Regions from separate parts of the Homo sapiens genome. Here all the other regions are linked to region 4. The links are chromatin contacts, found by Hi-C or POLR2A ChIA-PET in ENCODE. All regions are on one chromosome and are shown on one strand. Each heading gives the region's core, a stretch centred on a gene start or an enhancer-like site at or near the end of the contact. The rest is flanking DNA. Distances are from core to core; before and after follow the strand shown. Region 1 holds the start of RERE-AS1 (RERE antisense RNA 1). Region 2 overlaps RERE (arginine-glutamic acid dipeptide repeats). Region 3 overlaps RERE (arginine-glutamic acid dipeptide repeats). Region 4 holds the start of SLC2A5 (solute carrier family 2 member 5).

Region 1 (4,090 bases), core at 178-2,677, 640 kb after region 4:
TACCACTGTAGACGCCTGCCTGCATTTTACAGAGTGTGGCTCTGAGGATTTGAGGGGGCTTAAGTTTGAATTCTGGCTTTGTCTCTGAGGAGTTGATCTAGTTACCTATCTGTGCCTCAGCTTCCTTGTCTGTAAAATGGGGATAATAATTGTACTTCTTCTTAGGTTGTAAAGATTTCGAATTAATATATATGAGGCTCCTGGCATATAGTAGGTACTTAGTAACTATTGGTTGAATGGATGATGTTCAAAGGATTGCATCACAATAAATGGAAGAAACAGGATCTGAATTTGTTTGTCCAACTCTGCCACCTTACCCTGATGTTCCAGAGTCAGCCTTTCTCACATGCTGCCTTTATTGTGTAGGCCTCTTTTACTGGACCTGTTAGATGTCACTTGGTATCAAGCCCACGTTCCGATTGCATGGTCCTGGCGTTCCACAGCCTGGCTCACTCCAGATTGCCCGCCCCAAGTCTGTGTAGACTGTCCCCTGTAACCCACCTCCCATTCTCCACCTCTGACCTTCACGGAGGGCCCGGTCACCAAGCCACCTCCCACCCCTGCAATAGTTGCCCACCCCTTGTGATCTCGCTGATGTCACTGCCTTGGCGAAGGCATTCTGAACTACTACAGACCACTGCAGTCTAGCCTTCTTGGGTCCCTTGCTGCACTGATGAGCTGCACCTCACTTCTTTATGCTTGGCCAGATGACATCTCAGAATGTTCTGTAATGACTTCACACATACTTATCTTACGTGCAAAAATGAATCACAGTTCAGTAAAGGTCCATGGCAACCTTTATTATCTTCCTAGACCCCTCTCAGCTAGGTGCTCAGTAAATACCTGAATACTTGAAGAATGGATTAAGCGGCAGGAATTCTGATTACTGAGGTGGAGTGTGCCAGTAGTTGAGGTCCTCATCTCATACCTGAACTGTGTCAGCAGCCTCTTTAACTGGTCTGTCCCTAATCTACACTTAGGCCACACTGCCACTGGCACAGTCCTCATCCAGTCTTTTCATGGAAAGCTCCAGCTTCAGCCTTTCTGCCAGCCTACAATTAGGAACTCTTCCGTGCGGCCTGAAGGGCTCTCTGCAACCGGATCCTTGCCTGCCTCTTTCGTCTTATCTGCTGGCACTCCATTCTGCACACCCTGTCCTCCTTGCAGTTCCCAGAATGTTCCCTGTGCCTTTTCCTGGCTGACTTCTGCTGGAAGCCCTGCTGGAGCCCACCTGGCAGGCTCACACTCTTCCTTGTCACTTCCTCTAAGACATCAGCAAGCAGAGTAAGTTGCTTCCTCTTCCTAGCTTCACCCACCACCCTTTGTTCCTCTGCTGCTTTTCTTGCAGGCCCTAGGACTGGTTTGTTTACCTGTCTGCCTTCCTGGGCAGACTGCAGCTCCTTGAGGGCAGGGCCATCTTTCCGTGCCGTCTCTCCCGGTGATATGCTGTGTGCACACAGCGTAGGATGCCTGTTGATCATATAAACGATACTTTTGTCAAGTAACAAAGGTCACTCCTCACACTAGAGGAGAGCTTGCTGCTTTCTTGTGCCTTGAGAGATTTTCCCTTCGAACTGTATGAATTATATTGAAAATTGACAATGATGAGTCATATCTCAGCAAGGGTGAAATTCAAAAACGCAAAGCCTCCACTACTGGAGTAGGAGGTTGCAGACTGGTCTTAAAAGGCTAAGTCTGGCCCTTCACTGAATCCGCCTGGCGGGTCTCAAACACAGGGAGTGGGAGGGACCCTCTGCCCGGTGGGCAGGTGATTTATTGGCTGGGAAGCTTCCGCGGTGATTTAGTTGTGAAGCGGCGGCCGGGGAAGTGCAGGCTAATGCCTGGGCCGCCAGGGAGAGGCCGCCCACAATCGCGGGCCGGAAGGGACCGCGGGGGGCGTCGGGGCCAGCCCCCCGTTTCGCAGCTGAGGCGGGGTTGGGGCGGAGGGCGTGCGGCCGGGGCGCAGCCGACTTCGTCCATCCGGAACGTGGGCTGGAGACCCAGCAGCCTGGGAAGGGCCCCAGCCCTGTGGGCGCCCTCTCCCCACGCTTGCTGCGGTAGGGAGGAAGTTTCTGTGCTTTACCGCCTTGATGTTCTCCTGTCCGGAAGGAGGACACAGATTCCAGCGCCGGGTGCCCTGGAGGCTCCGGCCTCGGGGTGGGGGTCGGGCCGGGGGCGGGGCCGGGGCCGGGGCGCGGGGCCCCGGCTGGCGGACAGGAGGGCGGCGGCAATCCAGGCCGCCTTTTGCAGCCGCCCGCGGCCGCGCCGGGCTCTGCGCGCCGCGCTCCTGCCTCCTCCCCCGTCAGCGGCGGCCCCAGCCCCGCGCCCCCCGGGCCCCGCGCCGCGCGGCCCCGCCGCGGTCACACGCCGAGCCACCCGCGGCCGCCTCCGCCCTGCGCTTTGTGGAGCCGGAGCCCAGTGACAGGCGACGGCCTCTTGCCGCCCCGGACCCCGGGCGCTTACCTGTGGCTGCTGGGGTCGGCCGCCCGGGACCAGGCTGGGAGCCCCGAGGTGGGGGCTCGGAGCCAGGAGCTGCCCCCACCGGGGCGGGGAGGGGTGCTCGGGAGGCATGGGACAAAGTGAAAGTCTCCGGGCTGGGGTTAGGGACGAGTCTGCTGCGAAAATGGATGGGGGCGGCGAGTGGCGTCGGGAGGGCGGAAGGGGTGCTGGTTATTCTCTGGTGTCTCGGAGTGGCTTTTAATGACGGACGGTGGGGCAGGCCCGCTGGCTTTCGTGTTCCCGGTGGGCTTCTGTGATACTGGTGCCTTCCGGTGCCTCCTGGCAAATTCTTTGGATTAAGGAAAGCGGCCTTTTAACCCCCTAGGGTTCCCTTCTGGAGAAGAGTCACCGGGTTTGGTTCTGTTTCCCCTTTCTGCTCGACACTTCTGGGAAGCTTGGTTCTCAGGTGGGAAAGCAGTTGTGTTTTATTAAAACATGGAGCATATTTATACCTTCGTGCACCAGAATGTGTGCCTGGTGGAAGAGGGGGACAGATTGCTTCTTAGCCTCAGACGCAGGACGTCCTTCTCTTAAACGCGCTGCCCTGCGTGGTGGGTGGGATTGGGGTTCTGATGAAGGTAGCTGGGGCCTGCCCTGGCCAGTGGGTCCCAGCTGAGCTGCTGACATACTCTCCGAGCCTCGGCAGTATTCCCTAGCCGAGACTTTTTTTGTGGTTGTTATTCTGCTGATTGTAGATATCTTTGCTTTGCTGACATCCTGTTTTGTTTTTGGTTTTTACATCCCATTTGTTTCTTTTTATCACAGAAACGCTTCGTTAAGGGACTCAGGCAGTACGGGAAGAACTTCTTCAGAATTAGAAAGGAGCTGCTTCCCAATAAGGAAACAGTGAGTACAATTGGACTTTATGTAACTTGATTTTTTCCTCTTTGCTCCTGCTGCCTCTCCACATTTGATCTTATGAAATGGTTTCCTTTAACCCTGCGCTGTGCTCAGACTCGGGCTGGCCTCCAGAATTCTCTCCGTTTTACTCCCTTGACTTTTAATTTGAGTTCATAATTTTTAGATAGTAAAGTGACAGATTATGCTTATCCGCCTGGAGAACATAGACTTCTGTTGTAACTCTGAGAACAGAAAGGTCTTTGGGAACAGAGGGTTAGTTGTGGGGGAAGGATTGTTGGAGAGTTAACATCAAATTTTAAACATAGTGGCTGGAATAGGAAATAGCATTTTATCACTAGTTTGAATTTGGTAATTGGCAGAAATCATCAACCAAACCAGAGGTTTGTGGCTTATTATACTTTGAGTTCTGGGGGATTTTTTCCATTTTTCAATGTTGCTCTGTTTTGAAGAGGAGTTTTAACTCTTTAATATTCTATCCCTGAGAGTTTGCACTTTCCACTGGACAGATGTACAAGGGGATCTTATAAATTGCTTAAATGGAGCTTTACAAAAAACTACTTAGTATTTCACAAAGCTGGGGGTCAGAGCTGACAAATGTGCCCGATAAACGTGAGGTAGAAGGATTTGCTGAGGAAAATACAGAGTGAAATTATATGAAGAGAATGCGGGGAAGGGATTCATTCTCATTTCCCTGTGGTTGCCTCCCTCCTCATCTCCTTCCCTGGTGGTG
Region 2 (3,798 bases), core at 647-3,146, 590 kb after region 4:
CTGTTATTAGATTGGGAAAGCTAGAATTGTGAGGTAACTAAGTGTCTAAAGCTCAGAGTGGGAGCTTCCTGGCTCTCCAGGGCCTTTGGCTTTTGGGGACACTGTTTTGGTTGCCCAGAGGCTTTTTGCTTATTTCTTAGTTACTAAAGCTGTGTTCTTGGCTGAAGTTTTTAGAAAGTACAGTCGCTTGTATATTTTCCCAACTCTGGAGCTTTATATGCATCAGTGTATGCCTCTTCGGTCTTCGTTGTTCCATAACTTCATTATCATTGCCAAAAATATTAGGTGGACTGTTGTTTGCATAACCTTAGAATCACTCATCACAAAGCACTGAGATTCAGACTGCTGAGCCCTTGGATTGGGGGCAGTTATTTCTGTACCTCAATTCTACTAAGTAGGATTTAAAGCAGTTACTGTAAATGTTTCTTAATACTGATGTAACTGGTCTTGATTTTGTGTTTTTGTGTGAAAGCCTTTCACATACACTTTCTAGGTCAATTTAGCATGTATGAGTAGGTTCACTAGTGCCTACGTGAGATGCTTAGACCTGTGGTTTTTATGTCATCCTCCAGCCTTCTGCCCAGTTTCATGTCACAAATTTTTTTCTGTTTTCAAGGCTATGAGGATGCCAGGAGTAAGTGAAAACATATTTTAGTTTCCATTTGTGGTCCTGAACCATTTCCACTTGTGGCCAGACATAGGTCTTTCTCAGCTGACAAATAATTATTGAGAAAAGCAGCATAAACAGTCTAGGTTCACGAATGTGCCAGGAGCTTTTCTCCCTGTGGCCAGAGTTAGACTCATTGTGGGTCCTCAAGCTGAGTCTTCTTAGTAGATTATTGACTGCGTCTGTGGAGTCCTCCTGCCCCGGCAAGCAGCCTACACCCTCCGCACCCTCCCTTTCTACTATTCTGTGGCTGATCTCGCATTTATAAAAAAAGAAGTCAGGCTGTAGACATGTTAACTATGTAAATGATTAATTATCCATAATTGCATTTAAAGACCTGTGGCATAAACTTCAGCTTTCACAGAGACTTGAAAATTAAGAGGCACAACCTTAATCCCTAAAGTGTAAGTGAAGCCTGTGCAGGAGCCATTCATTTAGTGTTTGGCGTGGGGAATGTGGCTTAATTCAATGGTTTTATTGTTTTTTTATTTTTCTAAATTAATGTATTAACATTATTACCATTTGTTTATTCCTTTTTAGAAGAATATTCTATAATATTTTGCCTTTGAAAAAATCTTTGTTAAGTGAAGGAATGTTGAATACTGGAAAGTTCCAAAAATGACCTACCTCAGCCTCTTCTGTGACAGCGAAAGAAGCGAAGGACGCAGGTCCGCCCTGCCTCGTGTAGCCTGTTTTTACTGCAATAATAGCACTGCTTATTTCTCCTAGAATAGTGTTTTTTATGTGGTTGTTGCTGTTCATAAAGCATAGGCAAGTTAATCATATTATACTGGTTGTTGATTTTCAAAACCTCCCCTGTGAATGCATTTTAGATTTTCCAGACTGAGCAAATGTCATCCCCATCAGCTTTCATTTAGCACTGTGAGTGTTTTCATGGATGGGGATTTTTTTGTTAGTTTGTTTACATGTGTGTCTTTCCTCTTTTCTGAGCTGCTGGCTCCCTCCTTTCCTCCACCCACCCTCATCCCCTAGCCCCAAGTTAAGAAAAGACAGTGTGCTTGCTTTGTCACTGCAGCGGAAAAAGTCCCCGTACCCATTGCTCCCACCAGATTGCCTGTCCTAAACTGCCCCAGTAGCAACATTCTAGGGTAGGGACATCTTCCTAGAACATGGGTTTATGTTAGAATCCTCATGCTGCTACTTGCTAGGGAAGTGGCCTAGAGAAACATACTGAACCTCTGGATTTCATTTCCTCATTTTTAGTACTCTGGCTGTGGAAGAGAGGTGTGTGGAATGATGAAATCATAAAGACCTAACACAGTTCCTAGCACACTGTGCACTGCTCAGCAAATGTTGCGACCCCCTCCTTTCTTCCATGTGACTCCAGGGCTGGCGCATAATTCCTGGAACATTGTAGTTTCAGAAAGTGATGGAAAGAGGGAGGGAAGATTGGTTCAATAACTATATTTCCTTCTGAAAATTAACTAGACCTTTCTCTCAAGCCCTACCCTCTGCAGTTAAATTCTTTGTCTTTTCCATTATCCCTGAATTTTGCTCCCGTAAGACCATTCAGACAAATTTTAGCCTCTCTGGTACCTAATAGCATTATTTGAAATGATAATGGCCAAATAAAAATAAATATTGTGCTCTTAGTTTCAATTCTAGTTTTTTAACATTTACATGTTTCATATATATTGACTTGGCACTAGGTTATCGATGATGGAGGTATAAATGAAAATGTATTGACATTTGTGAATTATGGTTATAAGAAATTTTTCTTTTCTTTTTTTTTTTTTCTCTTGAGACAGAGTCTCACTCTTTTCGCCCAGGCTAGAGTGCAGTGGCGTGATCTCGGCTCACTGCAACTTCCGCCTCCTGGGTTCAAGAGATTCTTCTGCCTCAGCCTCCTGAGTAGCTGAGATTATGGGCACACACTACCATGCCCGGCTAATTTTTGTATTTCTTTTTAGTAGAGACAGGGTTTCACCATGTTGGCCAGGCTGGTCTCAAACTCCTGACCTCAAGTGACCTGCCCACCTTGGTCTCTCAAAGTGCTGGGATTACAGGTGTGAGCCACCACGCCCAGCCAAGAATTTTTTTTTTTTTTTTTAAGACAGAATCTCGCTCTGTCACCCAGGCTGGCGTGCAGTGGCGCGGTCTCGGCTAACTGCAACCTCCGCCTCCCAGGTTTAAGCGATTCTCCTGCCTCAGCCTCCCAAGTAGCTGGGATTACAGGTGCGCGCCACCACACCCGGCTAATTTTTGTGTTTTTGGTAGAGACAGGGTTTCACCGTGTTGGCCAGGCTGGTCTTGAACTCCTGACCTCAAGAGATCTGCCCACTTCAGCCTCCCAAAGTTCTGGGATTACAGGTGTAAGCCACTGCACGTGGCTAAGAAATTTTTAAATTTTGTTTTGAACATATTTCGGCAAGGTCTTTCTCACTTATCTTAATAGTCGAAATAATTAATTAAAACTATATGAAGAATTTTAAGATTTATTCCAAATACTTTTTTCCTTTCTCAGTTATTTTGACAGTTTCTTGTGATGTATAAACAGATATTTTGCATAGCAAAAGACTTTGATATCTAATATTGTTCTTCATGGACTGGAATTATTTAATTAGCCTGAATGCAGTCTAACTTAAGTAGGCTTTTTATATAGTTATTATAATGGCTATATTTGAAAAGTATGCTTTGGCATAGTAGAAACTGCCAGATGCAATGCCATTTGATCTAAAAAGGTCACGGGAAAAGGGACATTTAAATTAAGTTATAAATTACAATTGAAGAACAATATTTTGATGTGTGAGACCAGAGATGTCAGAGCAGGGAGATGTAATTCATGGGTTCATTATAGAACAGAGGTGCCTGACAGCTGAGCCATGCCAAAAGGAAAATTTATTTGCAACATCACGCAGACAGAAAATGGTAGCTAAGATGAGAAGCCAGAATAGAAACTTGAAACCTTGTGGTAATACGCAGAGTTTATGCTAATAAGACTGCCTGAGATCCAGAGATGTTTAATGACTGCTGTAATATTAATGAGGTGCTTGGACATGTGCACATTTTCAATCTTATAAAAATTAAGGCCTCATCCTTGCTCTATAAAATAACATGCTTTATAACCATGCGTTAAGGTGGATTCTCTCACCTCTCTGTGCAACATACAG
Region 3 (3,760 bases), core at 386-2,885, 670 kb after region 4:
AAAAATAGCAAATTTTTCGATGTATAGCAAGGCCCTGTGCCAGATTCCATGGGTGTAGTGGATTGCATACCCAACTGGTCATCAGAGTCACCTGACAAAATCTGTTTTTAGGCTGCGTATTTTCTGGTGATCTTCCAGAGTTGGGGAAGACTCCTCCCCCACACTAGAGTTCAGTGAATACTTCACTGGGGAGTCAAAACATAAATACGCATGATAAATAATAAGAAAAAGGAAAAATCATTTAAGACTGATAACAGATGTTAGAAGCACTACGTGATTAATTGCCAAATAAATTGTAGAGATGGTCGTTGTTAATAGAAGAGGATCTTATTTTACACTGGGGCGGTCAAGACACACGTCAGGAAGAAGCTGAGACTTGAACTAGGCCTTGAGTGATGGGGAGATGGTGAGAACCAACCCTGAGCAAAGCACACAGGAGAGCAAAGCTATGGAGATTTCATCAGCCACACTCAGTACTAACCCCCTTGCCTGAGAGTCAAGACCTTTTATACTGTGGTCCAAATCAGCTTCTCCAAGCCCCTTCCCTACTGCTTTTCTTTCTGCACCTCTGGCCCTTGCCAAACACTCAGGCTTCCTGTCTGCCATTTCTTCCTGCAGTGTTCTGCCCAGAATGCCTGCCCTTCTGTTACTCCATGTGGAAATGCTCTACATTTTTAAACTTAATTTCCTTCATTAATCTTTCTCTAATCTGAGGAGGATATAACTCTGTCCTTTGAATACCCCTGTAGAACATCATGCCTCTCTTAGGGCCTTTCTCTGGCTCTGCATTGTCTTATGAAATTCTATCTTACACCTCCCTTTTTGGATTGAGCTCCTGAAGGCAAGGACTGTCTTACTCACATTATCTTCATCATGGTGCCTTGCACCTAGATGCTCAAGAAATATTTGTATGATTGAATTAAAGTTGAAAGTTGCAGTCAATCTTTTTGAAGATTATTCTGGCAACAGTGTGTATCAGAGAATAAAGAGCCTGAAATCAGAAAGTACAAATAGCAGAAGGTCTTGGGGGATGGTGCCCAGTAAGAACAGGAAAGATCAGAAGAGTCAGGAACTTACTGCATATGGGGGAGGAGGTAATAATGGTCTAAGGCGCGTGGATCCTCAAGGCTTAGAGAACTGAGAAGCCAGCAGGAAATAAAACTGTAGCACAGTTGGGTTATTGCCATTTTGGTGACAGTTTCATGTGTTTTTTTTTTTTTTTCCTGTGTGAGTGTGATTTTGCTCAACATGAGTTTGGTAACTGGGATCAGAAAGGTTTTGTTCCTTGGTACATTTTACAGAATGGTTGCTAAGCCAACAGAACTCAGAATTGAGTTCAAATCCCAGCTATCCCACTTATTCTCTGGGGGTTTGGGGTAAGTCTCTTAGATGCTGTAAAATTTAAGTTCCTCAGTAATGAAATGGGGGCACAAATAGAACCTCCCTCAGAGTCGTAGTGAAAGTCGAATAAGGCAGCAGTGATTGAGCTCTTATTATGCACTAGGCACTGTTCTAAGCACTTGAACTTACTTAACCTTCATAGCATCTCCATGAGGCAAGTGGTGGTGTTGCCATCACAATACGTGTGAAGAGAAAGGAGGCAGAGAGATTATGATGACTTGCCCAAAGAACACAGAGTTCACACTGAATTGGAACTGGAACTTGGGCAGTGTGGTTGCAGAGCACCCAGTCTTAGCTGCTGTGCTGTTTCTGACTCAGTATCTGTCACATAGTAAACATTCCATTAGAATCAGCTCCTGTTTCTCCTCCCAGGGAAGACACACAGTACATTTTGCCTGAGATAACTGTCTCACCAGATGTGTATACAGTCACGTGGTAGACTGGAAAGCACATTTGTGAGTGTTAGTTCTCATGGTCCTTTGAGTTTTCCCTTACCTTTAAAATGCAAAGATGCTGTTGAAAGTGAATAAACTGATACTGTGGAGAAAGCATGATATATCACAAAGAATGCCATTGTGGAAAAAGTTCACTTTGACTGCTTAATGAGGGGGAGGGGTCTCCTTTGGGGGATGATGAAAGCGTTTTGGAATTAGATCTGAGGGCTGCACGCATTGTAGATGTATTAACTGCCTCTGAATTGTAAACTTTAAAATGATTAATTTTATGTTATGTGAATTTTACCTCAATAACAATTTTTTTAAGTTAATTCGAGTTGGGTTTTACCTTTGGAAGTATAATTACAAAGCGGGCAATACTTCATGCTGTTAAAATTAAACTTGATTTATTAGACGGCTGACTGCTTCCGTTGTTATCCACAGCTGAAAAGGAGATGAAGATCCTGCTTGTAGCTGAGCAGTCTTTAGAAGTCTGCTGCATTCTTCCCAAATTCCATCACTCTAGTCAAGAGTAAGAGGATTTGATAATAGGGGACTGGTTTCCTCTCGGCTCTGTGATAACTGGGGACTGGTTCCAGGAGGGCAGGTACTTTGTATGTGAGTTTTCATGTACTTCACATTATGTCCATGTCACGTTCTTCAACTTGATCAGCCTTTGAATTTTGGCATGGACAACAAACTCCACATTGAATTCAGCTCTAGAAGCTGGGATTCAAATTTGACCCCAGAATGGACCCCAAGTGATAGCACAGCAGCCCTTCCCCCCTCCCACTTTCCTGATGGTAGAAACAGGATAATTAGCATAGGTTTTCAAGAGATGATCTCTGCTCAGTTGTTCTGTGCCTTCTCACTTGTCACTAAGGCTCTTAGCCCTGGCTTGAAGGCTTTTGCTAATATTTCTTGGGGAACAAAGTCTTTCTCTGGAATCCATTCAAGGTGGGTAGTTAATGGAATGGCTGTCCTTTAAGCACAGAGAGAGGGGTGGTGTCACCTATGCCTTACAGAGCAGAATAATAATAATAGAATTGGTCCTCGTTCGAGTGTTCCTTCTCAGATTTGTGCTCCCGTGTTCCTTGGGCACTCTCACTGGCTAATTCTCTGCAAACATCACAACTCAGGCATGGAACCTCTCATACTTCCTCCTGTGCCCCCACTGCAGGCCTTCAGTGCATGGTGGTGGTTTTGGTTTTGGTTTTTGTTTCCTCTCCTCTCCCGTTTTAGAAACACGGATGTCTTATATTCCCACAAAAGAATTTAGGAAATTAACCTGTTTACAAAAAGGTCCACACAGGTTTGACATTGCTTCCTCAAAGCACCTTGTTCACAGTTGCCCTTCTAGGTCAAGCTCACCTTCACCTTTTTTTTTTCCTACCTCCAGCTTCAAATGTCTCCAGGTGCCTGCATAGCTGAGCAGGAGAGGTTCCTTTTTTATGCAGACAAGACCAAAGAGGAAATTGTTCATTCTTTTTTTTTTTTTTTTGAGACAGAGCCTCACTCTGTTGCTCAGGCTGGAGTGTAGTGGCGTGATCTCAGCTCACTGCAACCTCTGCCTCCCGGGTTCAAGCTATTCTCCTGCCTCAGCCTCCCGAGTAGCTGGGACTACAGGCGTGTGCCACCACGCCCGGCTAATTTTTTATATTTTTAGTAGAGATGGGGTTTCACCATATTGGCGAGGCCGGTCTTGAACTCCTGACCTTGTGATCCACCCGCCTCGGCTTCCCAAAGTGCTCAGATTACAAGCATGAGCCACTGCACCCGACCCGGAAATTGCTCATTCTTTGGTATTATTATTTTTAGTTTCTTTGTACTTGATTTATTCTGTGGGCAGGAGAAGGGGAATATACAATATCTTATTACAGGAAATACTAGACACCTTATCTGAAAGTTTAGTAACAAACTTCCCT
Region 4 (4,146 bases), core at 1,578-4,077:
CGGTCTCTTGTCCCCTCATCAGTTCACCTCTGGACATCCAGATGGAACTTTAATTTTTAATTTTTTTTATTTCTAGGGACAGGGTCTTGCTCTGTCACCTAGGCTGGAGTGCAGTGGCATGATCGAATTCCTGGGCTCAAGCGATCCTCTTGCCTCAGGTTTGCCAGGACCACTCCCCTCCCCCCAGTCCCACCTCACCGCTGCCATCCCCCTCCTCCATCTTTGAGCCACTAGGCTTCTCACAGTCTCCCACCCCGCCCTGCTCGCGGAGCCTGCAGGCCTCGGCCTCATGGCGGCCTGAGGCAGGGGCCTGGAGGCTGGTCCGCCCGCCACGAAGGTTGGGGGGTCCCTGGCCAGAAGCAGGACCCGGGCGAGGCTGAGGGGGACTCTGGCAGAAGCTGAAGGGGACCCGGGTGAGGCTGAGGGGGACTCGGGCAAAGGCGGAGGGGAACCCGGGCTGAGGCTGGGGGGGATCTGGGCTGAGGCAGAGGGGGACCGAGGCTGAGGGGGACCCGGGCTGAGGCAGAGGCCGAGGGGGACCCGGGCTGAGGCAGAGGCCGAGGGGGATCCGGGCTGAGGCAGAGGGGTCCTGGGCAGGGACAGGACCCACCCGGAGCCCGCAGGCCCGCCAGGCAGAGGGACTGGCTGAGCGGCCCGCAGCCTGGCGTCATGACGGCCTCCCGCCACGCCCCCGTCCCCGCGCTCGGCTCCCTCCAGGGCGGAAGCACGGGTCGAGCGTTGGTGACGCCATGGCTGTGCTTGCGACGCCCTGTCACTGGCAGGAACCGGGTACTGCGGCCCGCAGCTCCCGGGATGATCCCCTCTGGGCCTGAGGGCCTGGCTCACTGTCCCCGCTTCCCCGGGCTGGGCCGTCAAGGCGGGGACTGGGAGTGTCCGCGTCCCCCCCAGCGACCCCCGGTTTTAGTTACCCCCTCGCCCAAAGGCAGGGAGAAGTGGAAGATCTGGGCCTAGATAGAAGCAGGTGTCATGCACTTGACATGACTGATGACTACAAACTTTGGACGATTATTTTTGGGGGGAGGATGGGGGACGGAGATGAGTCTCGCTCTGTCGCCCAGGCTGGAGTGCAGTGGTGTGATCTAGGTGCGCTGCAACCTCCGCCTCCCGGGTTCCAGCTATTCTCCTGCCTCAGCCTCCCAAGTAGCTGGGATTACAGGCGTCTGCCACCATGCCTGGCTAATTTTTGTATTTTCGGTAAAGACAGGGTTTCACCATGTTGGTCAGACTGGTCTCGAACTCCTGACCTCAGGTGATCCACCCACCTTGGCTTCCCCAGGTGCTGGGATTACAGGCGTGAGCCACCGCGCCCGGCCGGATTCTTCTTTGTGTTGGATTGCACACCTGTACCCGTCTCCTCACTCCCCCATCGTTGATTTCCTCTCCCCACCCTACCCCTGCAATTAAAGTGCATTTTCTTTGGAAACTTTTTCTAGATCTTTGAAATAATTGGAAACCTCTGGTCTTGCTATGCGTTAGTCACAAGTCAGTGTGCTAGGACAGTGATACGCAGAAGAAAAAGACAGGCAGTAGCTGGTGAAAGGGAATGCTGAGTTCTCCCTTGTGAATAGGGACCCCCCCGACCCCCCAACACACACACACACACAGACGGCCACGCTGCTAGGCTTCTCACAGTCTCCCACCCTGAGCAACCCTGGGGATTTGCTGCTAATGCAAGGAACAGTGCCTAACACAGGCTCCCAGTCTCTGCTTGTTTAAAGATGCATGAGATTCAGAATCAATCACTAAAGTAACTGGATTTACGCCACAGCAAATAGAACTGGGAGTATGTTCTGTAAAGATGAAAACCTGTGGGACTTGTGAGACTTTGGATTTTGGCCACTTGCGCTGGTGTGCCCTGTGGCAGCTGAATGAGTGCCAAACATGGGGGGCTGACAGTGGCCTGGCCTTGAGATGGCCGGACCCGGACCAGCAGGTGTGACTCATTTTCCCTGCCCTGCCTGGAAAGGGGTTCGAGGTATTTACCACCTTCCCAGTAGTGATGAATACACAGAAAGTAACATCCCTAGGTCATTCTGAGCTCCTTAAAATGGAAAATAAGAGGCCGGACACGATGGCTCACGCCTGTAATCCCAGCACTTTGGGAGGCCAAGGAGGGTGGATCACTTGAGGTCAGGAGTTCGAGACCAGCCTGGCCAACATGGCAAAACCCCGTGTCTACTAAAAATATAAAAATTAGCCGAGCGTGGTAGTGCACGCCTGTAATCCCAGCTACTCAGGAGGTGGAAGCAGGAGAATCGCTTGAACTCGGGAGGCGGAGGTTGTAGTGAGCTGAGATCATGCCACTGCACTCCAGCCTGGGACAAGAGCGAAACTCCGTCTCAAAAAAAAAAAAAAAAAAAAAAAAAAACAGAAAATGAGAAACTTTCCCCAAACAGTATTACACGGTGACTTGGGCAAAACTGACTCTCCACCAAGAGACACTTGACTGTAGTTTTCCTGGCAGGGAGAGCATCTTTGAGGTCTCTAGTGGCCCAATCTGTTGCCCTCAGATTACCTGGTGTCATGTAGGGTGGAGGACAGCTGTTGTTTGCCATGCGTTCCTGACAGAAATAACCCTTCCAGTCATTCACCATGAGCCTGACTGGTAGAGACTTTAGCAATGGGGAAATACCGTAGACTGTTCCATCAGGACAATGCTGGGCCTGCAGTCCCCAGGGGGCACCCACTTACTTAGCCAAACCCCAGACGTTTCATTTAAAAGCAGAAGTGAAAGGAAGACCAGGTTCCTGAAAGGGTTATTCTGACTTAATCTGGCTATAAAAATGCTATTGGCTGTTATTTGGCATGGCCAAAGTGCACCCAGAATGTCTTCTCTCTCCATTCAGTGCACGCGTTACTTTGGCTAAAAGGAGGTGAGCGGCACTCTGCCCTTCCAGAGCAAGCATGGAGCAACAGGATCAGAGCATGAAGGAAGGGGTGAGTGTGTTGCTCAGGGAAAGGGGCCAAGAGCAGGCTTGGCTGCCAGGGCCTGTGCAGCCTTCCTGGAGAGTCGCTGGGGGGCTCCTGGTGTTGCAGAGGGAACTCTGTGTTGGGAGGGATTATGGTGGGGAGAGGGGGAAAGTCTTGTCCAGCAGGTGGTCTTTTATAGGGAGGAGAGAGGTTTAGAGACAAGTGCTCTGTGGAAATCATTCTACTGGAACAGCCTTTAACAGCAGGATCTGTAACTGAATGGAAGAGACCCAAAGGATTCATTTGTCCCAACTTGAACCAAACATGTTAGCTGCAAAATCCTTCTATGGTTGGTGAGATGTTTCGCTCTGCTTTCGTTTTGCTTTTGGCTTCAGGGCAGTTAATTTTTTCAGCAAGTAACATAGCTGAGCTGCATGAAAGCAAGATAAACTCAGAAAAGGCGTTGCTTGATTTGAATTTAGTTCAGATCTGTCACGTAGGTTTCCTGCCTTTTAGATCCTGAGGCTCCCTTGTTTTAGAGAGGAAAGATTTTCATGGACTCCTGCAACGTAATTGCAGTTTACTTTCTAGATTCCCTTGATTGAGGAAAATGCATAATGTCAGAAAAGTAACACTGACTTATTAACACTTTATAAGAATTTGCATTTATTCATCACAATAGCATCTGCTTATATTTGGAGTGGAGGAAGGATAGTGCACATTTTTGCAAAACAGCATTTGTTCAGGCATGGATGTGAGACCCTCACCATAGGCAGACTGGAAACATGCTCTGTAGCACATAGATTAAGAGTGGGTCTTGGGAGGCTGAGGTGGGTGGATCACCTGAGGTCAGCAGTTCGAGACCAGCCTGGCCAACATGGTGAAACCCCATCTCTACTAAAAATACAAAAATTAGCCAGGCGTGGTGGCAGGTGCCTGTAATCCCAGCTACTCAGGAGGCTGAGGCAGGAGAATCACTTGAACCTGGGAAACAGAGGCTGCAATGAGCTGAGATCACGCCATTGCACTCCAGCCTGGTCAACAAGAGCGAAACTTCATCTCAAAAAAAAAAAAAAAAAAAGAGTGGGCCTGGGAAGTAGAAGCCCCCAGGATTCATTCCTGCTCCATCCTATTCTAGCTGTGGGACTTGGGTAAGTTCTTTAACTCTTCAGTGCCTCAGTTTTCTCATTTGTAAAATGGGAGTAATAACCATAC

What was found. Hi-C counts contacts between places; a loop is a spot of excess contacts on that map. ChIA-PET counts read pairs that join two places held with the same protein, here RNA polymerase II (POLR2A). Pooled maps may share reads with other maps.
Region 1: a loop to region 4 is called in a map with no recorded cell type, with 12 times the contacts of the local background. The contact joins the promoter of RERE-AS1 here to the promoter of SLC2A5 in region 4. A Hi-C loop is called at or near these places in 1 of 168 maps with a recorded cell type or tissue (B cell), 17 of 37 single-sample maps with no recorded cell type and 4 of 50 pooled maps. POLR2A ChIA-PET finds 5 or more read pairs at or near these places in 1 of 52 experiments (GM12878).
Region 2: a loop to region 4 is called in a map with no recorded cell type, with 11 times the contacts of the local background. The contact joins the enhancer-like site here to the promoter of SLC2A5 in region 4. A Hi-C loop is called at or near these places in 5 of 37 single-sample maps with no recorded cell type and 3 of 50 pooled maps. POLR2A ChIA-PET finds 5 or more read pairs at or near these places in 1 of 52 experiments (naive thymus-derived CD4-positive, alpha-beta T cell).
Region 3: a pooled map shows a loop between it and region 4 (6-fold over the local background). The contact joins the enhancer-like site here to the promoter of SLC2A5 in region 4. A Hi-C loop is called at or near these places in 1 of 168 maps with a recorded cell type or tissue (gastrocnemius medialis) and 3 of 50 pooled maps. POLR2A ChIA-PET finds 5 or more read pairs at or near these places in 1 of 52 experiments (activated T-cell).

Annotation. Positions count from the first base shown.
Region 1 is chr1:8,421,982-8,426,071 of GRCh38, reverse strand. RERE-AS1 (RERE antisense RNA 1) reads right to left here and starts at 1,427. Exons shown (of 4, transcript NR_125999.1): 1 at 1,371-1,427. It overlaps RERE (arginine-glutamic acid dipeptide repeats), which reads left to right. Exons shown (of 23, transcript NM_001042681.2): 12 at 3,265-3,345. RefSeq lists silencers at 1,838-1,977, 2,288-2,627.
Region 2 is chr1:8,474,314-8,478,111 of GRCh38, reverse strand. All of the region lies in intron 10 of RERE (arginine-glutamic acid dipeptide repeats), which reads left to right. Among named protein-coding and RNA genes, the nearest start is that of SNORD128, 19 kb to the left of the region's middle. Within about 2 kb of position 1,896, at least 3 of the 41 ENCODE cell types and tissues checked have a DNase peak (open chromatin) inside an H3K27ac peak, as active enhancers do.
Region 3 is chr1:8,395,051-8,398,810 of GRCh38, reverse strand. The region is part of intron 12 of RERE (arginine-glutamic acid dipeptide repeats); the gene reads left to right. Among named protein-coding and RNA genes, the nearest start is that of RERE-AS1, 28 kb to the left of the region's middle. RefSeq lists an enhancer at 2,883-3,082. Within about 2 kb of position 1,635, at least 21 of the 41 ENCODE cell types and tissues checked have a DNase peak (open chromatin) inside an H3K27ac peak, as active enhancers do; they include gastrocnemius medialis, where a contact is called at or near this core.
Region 4 is chr1:9,068,316-9,072,461 of GRCh38, reverse strand. It overlaps SLC2A5 (solute carrier family 2 member 5), which reads left to right and starts at 2,827. Exons shown (of 12, transcript NM_003039.3): 1 at 2,827-2,958. The coding sequence starts at 2,926.